2 separate regions of the Mus musculus genome follow, and region 1 is linked to region 2. Evidence: chromatin loops called from intact Hi-C (ENCODE). Cell type or tissue: left cerebral cortex. All regions are shown on one strand. Links, peaks and the distances in the headings refer to the core of each region. The heading gives the core; the rest is flanking DNA. Region 1 has its middle 90 kb from the start of Gm27166. Region 2 has its middle 48 kb from the start of Gm32171.

Region 1 (5,392 bases), core at 84-5,083, 85 kb before region 2:
GATTTTATGATCACTTTAAGCAAAGTAATGTGATGTAGAATCAACATGCATAATTTATTAGGTTTTCTCTATAGCAATAATGAGCTTTCTGAAAATGAAGGCAGGAAAAATAATCCCATTTTTAACAGGTTTAAAACTCTCTGGGAACACAAGGAATAACCCCAACCAAGGCAGTAAAAGATATGCACAATCAAAGCGATAAAAGTTAAAGAAATAAACTGAAGATGACGGTAGATGATGGGAAGATATCCCATAACCCTCTGACAACAGGCAAAGATCCCAACAGTCATATGAGGTAAAAGCTATGGAAGAAAATGGCTGAAGTTGTTTCTGCACTGCTCGACTAGAAATCACCAGTCACAGAAAGGATGGATTCTAGAAGGAAGTGAAGATAAGCTGGGGTCTGGACAAGGATAATAGATGGCTGGATGCGGAATGAAAGACTTTCATATCTATTAGAATTCCAGAAAAGCAGAAAATTAAATCATTTTTCATTCATTAATTATTTTATTCACTTTGCATCCCGATCATAGTTCCCTTCCTTTCTCTCCTCCTAGTCCCACCCTCACAAGCCTCTCCCCCGTTTCCCCCTCCCCTTCTCCTCAGAGAAGAGGAAGTCCCCTTTGGGTACCATTCCACCCTGAAATATCCAGTTTCAGCAGGACTAAGCACATTCTCTCCCACTGTGGCTGAACAAGGCAGTCCAGTTAGGGAAAGGGGATCCAACATCAGGCAATGGAGTTAGATACAGCCCTTGCTCCAATTGTTAGGAGACCCATATAAGAACCAAGTTGCACATTTCTTCCAAACGTGTAGGGGGCCTAGGTTCAGCCACTGCATGCTCTTTGGTTGCTGATTCAGTTTCTGTGAGCCCTCACTAGTCCAGGTTAGTTGACTCTTTAGGTCTTTATGTAGTGTTCTTGATCCCCTGTGTTTGCTCAATTCTACTCCCGACCCACATTTCCACAAGATGCCCCAAGCTCCATCTGATGTTTAGCTATGTGTCTCATCATCTATTTCCATCAGCTCCTGGATGAAGCCTCTCAGGAGACAGTTATACAAGGCTCTGTCTGCAAGCATAGTGGAGTAATATTAATAATACCAGGGCTTGGCTCTCTCCAGGAGGTGGGTCTCAAGTTGGGACCCTCATTGATTGTTCATTCCTTCAATCTCTGTGCCTTTTTTATCCCTGCATATCGTGTAGGCAGACACATTTTAGGTTGAAGGTTTTGTGAGGGGTTGAGGTCCTCCTCCCTCCACTAGAAGTCCTGCCTAGTTATAGGAGGTGTACACGTGGGTCTCAATATCCTCTCTTGGTAGGAATCTCAGTAAGGGTCACCTCCATAAACATCCTGGGACCTCCCCTATCGCTGGTCTCCAGCTAATTCCAGAAAAATGCCCCACCAATTTCCATTCTCATTCCCAGGCCTCCTTCTTCCCCTCTCCACACCTGATCCCCATCCAAAACAAAACGGGTTAATTGGCTAACAAACAGGATCCTGAAAGGAGTAGAGAGAGAATAAGGTGTGTAGTGGAAGGGATCCCCCTTACAAACACATGGCCTCACAGAGAAGCTTGACCAGAATTCTTGAGTGCTATGCTCAGCCAACCTACCTGGTGTGTGTGTGTGTGTGTGTGTGTGTGTGTGTGTGTGTGTGTGTGTGTGTTTGTGTGTGTGTGTGTGTGTTTGTGTATTTGATCTGAAGAGAGTGGAAAGACTTCTTCAGTGTTCCCTGTCACCAAAGAGATTAGTCAGTTCACAGTGCAAAAAGCAATGAACCTTTGAGTCTCTGTCTCTATCTGTCTCTCTCTCTTTCTCTCTGTCTCTCTCTGTCTCTCTCTCTCACATACACATGCACACACACCCCACAGCTTTGAGAATATGAAGGTTATGTCCTTTTATGCACCATTTTAAAATTTCTTTCATTTGTATCCACAGATGAAGTAAAGCTCAACCTTCCTTTAGCTTCATGTCTTGGATATTGTTTATTTATATCCACATTTTGTCCTATTAGTGCATACTGAGACATGACCCCACACAGGGTTTATCTGTGTGTTTTCCATATCTCATAACACTGTTGATGTGCTGTGGTAAATAACGTAAGAGTTATTATTCTGAGTGCTCTACAAATTCATAACTGCTACAGAATCATTCCATAGGGTAGTCAACATTAACATTTTTCTAATGAATAAACAAGGGCACAAATGTTGAACCAACATCTAAGCTCCCACGGCTTTAAATGTTGATGCCAGAATTTGAAGCCAAGAAGTCTACCATCAGGATCCATGATCTTATTCTTTGTGCTACACTACCTTCTGAGTGCCAGAATTAGTTAATTAATTAGTAAAACCAAATTGGAGCCATAGAACTCCCGTACACTCAGGGAGAAGACCCAATAAAACACCTGGGGGTGGGGGCTGGTGAGATGGCTCAGTGGTTAAGAGCACTTCCAAAGGTCCTGAGTTCAAATCCCAGCAACCACATGGTGACTCACAGCTATCCATAACGAAATCTGATGCCCTCTTCTGGAGTGTCTGAAGACAGCTACAGTGTACTCATATATAATAAATAAATAAATCTTTAAAAGAAAAAAAAAAAACACCCAGGGGTGAATGGTTCTTTTGGAGAAGCCACAGAAGTGTAGCATGTTCATTGACAACACTCTAAGACTTGCCTGAGAAGCTTGGCTATTTCCCAGGTTTTAAGTCTGCCCTCTATGCTTCAACTTACCTTGGCTTTCTTTGCAAAATAGGCATAACCAAATGGCAAACATAGGGCTTATAATGGCTGAGAGTAACCCCTAATTCTACTCTGGTAAATTACAGTAATTATATAATTTCCATTTCTTATCATATCTCAGGTTTCTTAAATCTCTTTTTAGCATGCTATTGTCACAAAGTATAACCCATAATATCTCTAGCAGAACTTTAAGGGCACATTCAAATGTAACCTTATCAGTTTCCTCATGCTTGTGAAAATATGCATAACTGAAACAACTTAAGAGGCCAGATTGTTCTCTTGGCCCCAAGCACTTGGATGATACACCAGGGCATCTGAAACCTGTGACAGCATAGCTTCTTCACATCAGTGTGGCTGGGAGGCAGAGAAGGAGGCAAAGCCTGAAGGCATTCACATTAATTCCAACAGTGACCCACCTCTAGATAGGCCCACTTCCCTGGCTTTACAACCTATGAAATGGTATCACCAACTGGGAACAAGACCTCAACAGATGAACTTATTTAAGTCATAAAACAACAGGTGTGTAACAAATGCTCAGGGAAATTTTTTGTTTTGTGGAAAAATAAATGACTTTTTTCTTTATTTTAAAAAAAATTATTGAAAAGAAATAGACTCTTCTCTCATACAATACATGCTGACTACCATTTTCCCTCCCTGGACTCCTATCAGTGCACTGCAACCTCCCCTCTTCCTCAGATCCACTCCCTACCCTTTTACTCTTCAGAAAAGAGCATGCCTCCAAGAGACGACAGGCAAACAGGACAAAACAAGATAAGACAAGACAGATGTCTTCATATTGAAGCTGGACAAGGCAACACAATAGGAGGAAAAGAGTCCCAAGAGCCAGCGAAGGAGTCAGAGGTACACCTCTTCCCACTGTTAGGAATCCCACAAGAACATCAGGCTAACATCCATACCATTTTCAGCGTACCTGATTCTGGCCCATGAATGCTCTGGGTTTGCCCCTTCAGTCTCTGTGAGCCCCTGTGAGCACTGTTTAGTTGATTCAGTGTGCCATGTTCTCTTAGCATCTTCCAACTCCTTCTACTCCTACACTCTTTCCTCCCCCTTTTCCCAGGGCTTCCTGGGCCTCCAAGTGGAGTGTCTATATTGTGGAAATGCTTTCCATTAATTTTACCAGTGAACATTAAATCAGGAGCTTGATGGTTATTGAGAGTGTATGAATATTTTTTAGATAGTAATATTGTAGATGTAGATTTTTGCCCCTTTATCTTGGATCTATGAGTAGTGCCCTTGAAGTTTCTTCAGCTCCTTGTTACTTTGGTATTCTGGTCTCTGACATCCTTGTGGAGTGTATTCATGGAGTTCTGTGGTTTGGTTCTCATGGTTCGTAATAGGCTGTTGGCACCTTGTTTGGAAATATCATGAGTTCTCCATGATGTTAAACTCAACCCTTCAGATTTCTGGAGCAGATCGGTTGTCATAGAATGTACATGAGCACAGATTCCTTACCTTCATTTACACCACCATCCCTGTTGGGTTAGCAAAGAATTTATGAAATAACTTACTGGAAACTGGTGCTAATGCTTTTGGATCTGCATGTCCAGATGCCAAAGGTGCTTGTCCCCAATTGGTTTTTGGTCAATCAATAAAGATGTCAGCAGCTAATGGTTGGACATAGGATGGGACTCTTGGAGAATCAGAGGACTCAGGAAGAATGGAATGCAGTAGCAACAAGAGATAAAGATTACAAACCATGTGAGTTTTCAGGTAAGTGGCCACTGGCCACCTCCCTGATTGGGCCTGGGGCTGCAGGGGAAGGTGTGTGTGTGTGTGTGTGTGTGTGTGTGTGTGTGTCTGCTTTCCATTAGTGGATCTGAGGTAGCCCCTGGGCTGGTGTGTGCATGTGACCAGCCAGGAACAACAATGACTGACTCAACAAATTGGGAAGAAGAATTTTAATGGAACTTGCCTAACCAATGTCCACTGGGAGCCAAAAAACCATAAATCACTGGTAAAAAAAATACTTGAAAAATCAGTCCTCAGATGATGGCACATTGGAATGAATCTGAGGCAGGAGCAGGAATGATTGCCACAGTCCTTGTTTGCGGTCAATACCACATTCTATAGCTTTCACATTCACTGCTAGGGCCTAGAGAGTTCTAGTTAAATCATTCATATCTAAGGAGTCACATCTTTTTCTACCCAACTATGGGCTAGAAAGCCATCAATTCTATTTTCAAAATACTTTGGTTGAGTTAATACAGGTATTTATTTTTATAAATATACCTCCATGGATAAAGGTATAGATCATTGACTTTCATAGGCTGTTATGTATATTTAATTAGTCTAATGTTAATTATGTTTTCTTGCAGTGTGCCTATTTTTGCACTGGAATACTATCCCTACCCTTTGATTTGTAGGAGCTTCTTATGGCTGGTGTCTCTTTGGGACACATCTAGTATGTAGTTTTCAAGTTTCTCTGTTTGTTGACTGCCAGCCATACAACTAATACCTGCTTTATTTAAAGCAACACTATTAAAGAAAAAAATAACATTTTTGCTAACACGTTGTGGTATAAAGGGCAGTGTCAGTGTAATATGGCTACATTGTTTTCTATAGCAATAAATGTCCTAATTTATGTGACTGACGATATAAAGTATTAACTGCCCATCTACATCCATTCCAGCT
Region 2 (5,392 bases), core at 297-5,296:
AGCTCACAGCATCACTCAGTGACATTTTTCAGATATCCAGTACAAATCATTTTGGTAGTTGCTTCCTCTCATGATGATACGCACATTCTAAGAGGCTGTAGCCCAAGTGGAGATGCCTAGGGAGACTTGTGACTGTCACTGCATACTGATCTTAGTCATCAACACAGAATCTCTGTCATACAATATGATTGACAAGCAGGGCTTGGCAATGCTATTGGACACATAGAGTTGCTGGACATGAGGACTATGTTGATTCTTACTGCACTTCTCAGGAACATGGTGCTTAGCACTCATCTTTTACCACACAGATATATAACATGAGGTTCAGGTATCTTTAGAAACAGTGTATAGGGAAATGTCAGTTTCAGCCATCTTATATCCCATAGCTTTCTCAATCTCAGCCCTGGGTTCTGCCTTTCACAAATCCTTTTCTCCTTCCTTCCTTCTGCCTCTGTCTCCTTGGTTCTCACTCAAGGAACATGCACCATCATCCTATTGATAACTCAATAGTCTATAACAACCCATTCTATAGCATTCCATTTATATATAATATATACATTATATATGTGTACATACATATATGTAAATAAAACATTCTATAGCCATTCTATAACAATTTTTGTGGGAGGCAAAGATCTCAAGGTTGTAAAGTTTTATCCTTCTGAGAATTTAAAAAAAAAAATCATTAGTCAGTAGCAGAAAAAAAAAAGTAGTATTTGTAGAAGTTAACATCTACACCATCTTGGTGTTAGTCAGCTTTCCACCACCAGGGCAGAATGTCTGAGGTAATTGATGTTAAAAGAGAAAAGGCTTATTTGGCACAGTTAAAGCTCAGGTGTGACTTTTGTTTTGGGATTTTGGCAAGGCAGCATCATGGGGTGGGAGAAAATGGCTCAGGAAGCAAAACCTCTTACGTCACAAGCTGTGGAGCAAAGAAAGAGCCAGGGGGAAACAGTCTCTTTATAGGGCTCATTGCTTTTGAGTTAAGTCCCCTAAAGACTTCCCCAATGTTACACCACCTCTCTGCAGCCACAACCTGGGGATCAGGCCCATCAGACACATTTTCTGTCTGTAAACCAGCTTCATGTTTAGATGGGGGTACGGGTGTGTGTGGGGGTCCTGCCTCGCATTAGAAAAATACATGGTCTATTATCATGCTTTTATTTCAGAGTGCAATTATCAATTGCCAAAAGAGGAGAGGGGCAACTAAATGTTACGTTATTCCTGGTCATCATATCAAAGAGTAAACAGGAGTACTTTTGAAATATTGTTGCCAGACTGTTATCTAGGTGTTTGGGGATAGATGGGACACAAAGATGACAGAATATTGAGCCTCGCTGAAGATTCACAGCTTCCAAAGCAGCAGGTAAGCCTCGGCACATAGCATGCAAATGCAGAGCGTTCAGGAAGATCCGGGAGTTATAGTCCTTCATAAATCATTCATGTCTTAGTCAATTTTCCTCTTCAAACTGACACGTCTGATCAGCTAGATCTGCAGGCAACAAGCTGGCTTCATAGTTGAATGTTTTCTTTTCCTGCTTATATTTGTCTCCAACGGCTGTATTAATAGAAACGGAGGAAGCAGAAAGCAAAGTCCTGGGAAGAATAACAAGTGTCAACAATTGGTAGGAGAACCACTTACTGTAACTGCGGCTGTTGTTTGAAAACCTTGGTGAGGATGAGATGGTCAGAGTTGAGAGCACCAATCTATCCCTAGAAAATTGTTATTTGCATCAGTCACACTTTCTGCCCATAAACCAGGCTACTGACCCACTCCAATGCATAGTGAATATAAAGATGGAAAGTCTTACCATGGGTTAGGAAACACATGGTCTGCAATCATCTCTCCCTATACATCCTTAGGTTTCTCTAAGAGAGAAGACCACCATCAAAGACCAGGCAGTCCTTGTTGCTATGATAAGGACCTTTTAACTGCCCTGCTCCAGATATGTCCAAGAAAATACTAGCAAGTCTAAGTCTAAATATTTAAGTCTATATTTAGTATAAATAGAAGTGATTCATTCTAAATGGTTCAGTATTTGCATAAGACAGTCCCAGATCTGTTCTTTTTTAAAATATTTTTTATTATTACCTATTTTCCTCAATTACATTTAGAATGCTATCCCAAGAGTCCCCCATACATACCCTCCCCCCCACCCACTTCCCTACCCACCCATTCCCATTTTTTTTTTTGGCCCTGGCATTCCCCTGTACTGGGGCATATAAAGTTTGCATGTCCAATGGGCCTCTCTTTCCAGTGATGGCCGACTAGGCCATCTTTTGATACATTTGCAGCTAGAGTCAAGAGCTCCGGGGTACTGGTTAGTTCATAATGTTGTTGCACCTACAGGGTTGCAGATCTCTTTAGCTCCTTGGATACTTTCTCTAGCTCCTCCATTGGGGGCCCTGTGCTCCATCCAATAGCTGACTGTGAGCATCCACTTATGTGTTTGCTAGGCCCCGGCCTAGTCTCACAAGAGACAGCTATATCAGGGTCCTTTCAGCCAACACTTGCTAGTGTATGCAATGGTGTCAGCATTTGGAGGCTAATTATAGGATGGATCCCTGGATATGACAGTCTCTAGATGGTCCATCCTTTTGTCTCAGCTCCAAACTTTGTCTCTGTAACTCCTTCCATGGGTGTTTGTTTCCAATGAGTTGGTTGAGTTGAAAGCCTTCCTTTGAGCTGGTGGATTCTCCTAATTAAACTACAGAGCAAGAGAAGTTATTTGATTTGTTTCTTGAATGGAGGTATCTTTCCAAAAAAGGTCACCATGTTATAACCAGATCACAGTGCTAAAATAAGAAACTAGTGTCTCCCCAGGAGCATCATTGTAGAATAGTAGTAGTATAGCTTTTAGTTTTGAAAAAAATGAAGTTATAATTCAGATTCTTTATTCACTGACAAAAATACTAAACACTCCATTGCTTCAAAGTCGGTTTCAGAGGCCAAGTGTTATGATGATAGAAGAGGCCTGGGGCAGAAGCTGGCATGTGGTAGTGGGTGGGTGAGCTGGTAGGGACAGTTTGTGTGCTGTCCCCTGCTTCTTGTTAGTATGAGATCTAGTAAGTAAATGATAAGCATTTGGTATAGCAATCACACATTCCATCCTGAACTGCTAGACACATCCGTCAGCCAAAATGTATATTGTATAGTCAGCCTCATGATTAGAATTTGGATCACAAACCTCTTTGAATATATAATTAAAGCTGTCGATACTCTTTTTCCCAAAGAAAAATGCACATATTTCAAAAACATTACCCAAGGATACTGTGGTTCATAGCGATTTTATTCACCATAGCCACAAATAGAAACTGCTCAAATGTTATACACAAAGAAACAAAATATGGTATACATTGGGAAGAAAATTCACCCTTAAAAAGCAAAGAGAACTCAGATACACACTACAGGATGAACCTTGAAGACATTATGCTAAGTAATCAATTTTTCTGAGACACAAACAGGGCATGATCCCAATTTCACTAAATACCAAGAATAGCAGCGCTGTGCGTGAAGACAAAAGCAGAACTGTGGGTGCCAAGGGACAGGGGGATGGGAGAACCATCTGAGATCGGTTTGAAATAATGGAAATGTTCCAGAAATAGATGATAATGACATGAGCTCAGCAATGTGCATACAGGTAATACCTGCATTTCAGAGTACAGTGGTTAATCATGAATTTTATGATACAAGCTATAACAAAAATAAAACAGAAAATTCTTCTTTTTTATACAAGACTTTTTATGTCTTTGAATGCTTTGCCTACCTGTATATATGTATGTGCATATATATATATGTATGTATTTATATATCTGCATCATGTACGTGTCCCAAAAAGGTTAGAAAAGGTCATTAGATCCCTTGACACTGGAGTTACAGATTGTTGTGAGCTGCCATGTGGCTGTTGGAAACTGAAACTGGGTGCTCTGCAACACCAACCAGTGCTTTTAACTGCGGAGCCATCTTACCAGCTCTAGAAGTTTGGTTTAATACATTTTGTGAAGGGACATAGTTTAAAGTTCTCCAACATTAAGAAAACAATTAATTCCTTAAGGAGTTACAGAGACAAAGTTTGGAGCTGAGACAAAAAGATGGACCATCTAGAGACTGCCATATCCAGGGATCCATCCTATAATCAGCCTCCAAACACTGACACCATTGCATACACTAGCAAGATTGTGCTGATAGGACCCTGATATAGCTGTCTCTTGTGAGACTATGCCGGGGCCTAGCAAACACATAAGTGGATGCTCACAGTCAGCTATTGGACGGATCACAGGGCCCCCAATGGAGGAGCTACAGAAAGTACCCAAGGAGCTAAAGGGATCTGCAACCCTATAGGTGGAACAACATTATGAACTAACGAGTACCCCAGAGCTCTTGACTCTAGCTCCATATGTATCAAAAATGGCCTTGTCGGCCATCACTGGAAAGAGAGGCCCATTGGACTTGCAAACTTTATATGCCCCAGTACAGGGGAATGCCAGGGCCAAAAAGTGGGAGTGGGTGGGTAGGGGGTGGGGGGGAGGGTATGGGGGAATTTTGGGCTAGCATTGGAAATGTAAATGAGGAAAATACCTAATAAAAAAAAGAAAACAATTAGTTCTGTGCCAGTAAATTAAAGTAAATTAGCAACCATTACCGTAATCGAGTTTTCCAACATTTCATCACCAAAACTCTTGCCTTATATTCATTTATAGTGCCTTAGTGTTCCCAGGTTTGATTAAGACAAATGTCTGAGTGATTTATCTCTATCTGTCTCTAGCTTACCTTTTTTTAAAAAATTACACAAAAATAAAATCCTGTGATACATAGAACACTCTGTCAGGTTTTTCCCACATAGGATTTTGTGCTTGGTTTTGTTGCTGTTTTTAGATTCATCCATATTGTTGTGGGTATCAGGATTTTTTTCCTTTTGTGGATAAGTAATATCTGACTATATGGTTCTGCGACCAACTTACCATTTAGTTGATTGACACCAGGCTTGCTTCTAGTCTGTGGCTTTTGTGCATAATGTTTCTGTGAACCTTAATTAACAGGTGTTTGTGTGTAGACATACGATTTCATCTCTTACATAAATTCCTGCCATATGACTGCTGGCCTCTACAGTACTGTACACCTAATTTGTTCAGAAAACTGCCTGACTGCTTACTAAATCATTGGAGCCTTTCATATCCCAGCAGTAGACAGGCCAATCCCTGCTCCTTGGTTATTTTGTTCTGTAGTTTTCATTTTGAAGCTCTGTAGAGATCTGAGGAGCAACTGTGTGTGAAGACAGAAGGGGCAGATGGAAGCCAATGTTGATTAGGGTGTTTGGCTGTTAACTAAAATTCTGTGGAATACGTAGAAATTCATAATCCACTCACTGCTTTTTTTTGTTCTAAAATGTGA

The links. Peaks named below come from ENCODE experiments on the same cell type or tissue, not always from the same donor. Only the 100,000 strongest peaks of a DNase experiment are listed, where the experiment ranks them.
Region 1: it touches region 2 in a loop (4-fold over the local background); 2 of 42 quality-filtered maps call a loop at or near these places.

Annotation. Positions count from the first base shown.
Region 1 is chr9:33,119,328-33,124,719 of GRCm38, forward strand. No RefSeq gene overlaps it. Among named protein-coding and RNA genes, the nearest start is that of Gm27166, 90 kb to the left of the region's middle. In left cerebral cortex, for the core only: no CTCF peak of the experiment used is centred there; no DNase peak of the experiment used is centred there.
Region 2 is chr9:33,204,027-33,209,418 of GRCm38, forward strand. No RefSeq gene overlaps it. Among named protein-coding and RNA genes, the nearest start is that of Gm32171, 48 kb to the right of the region's middle. In left cerebral cortex, for the core only: no CTCF peak of the experiment used is centred there; a DNase peak (open chromatin) is centred at 3,170.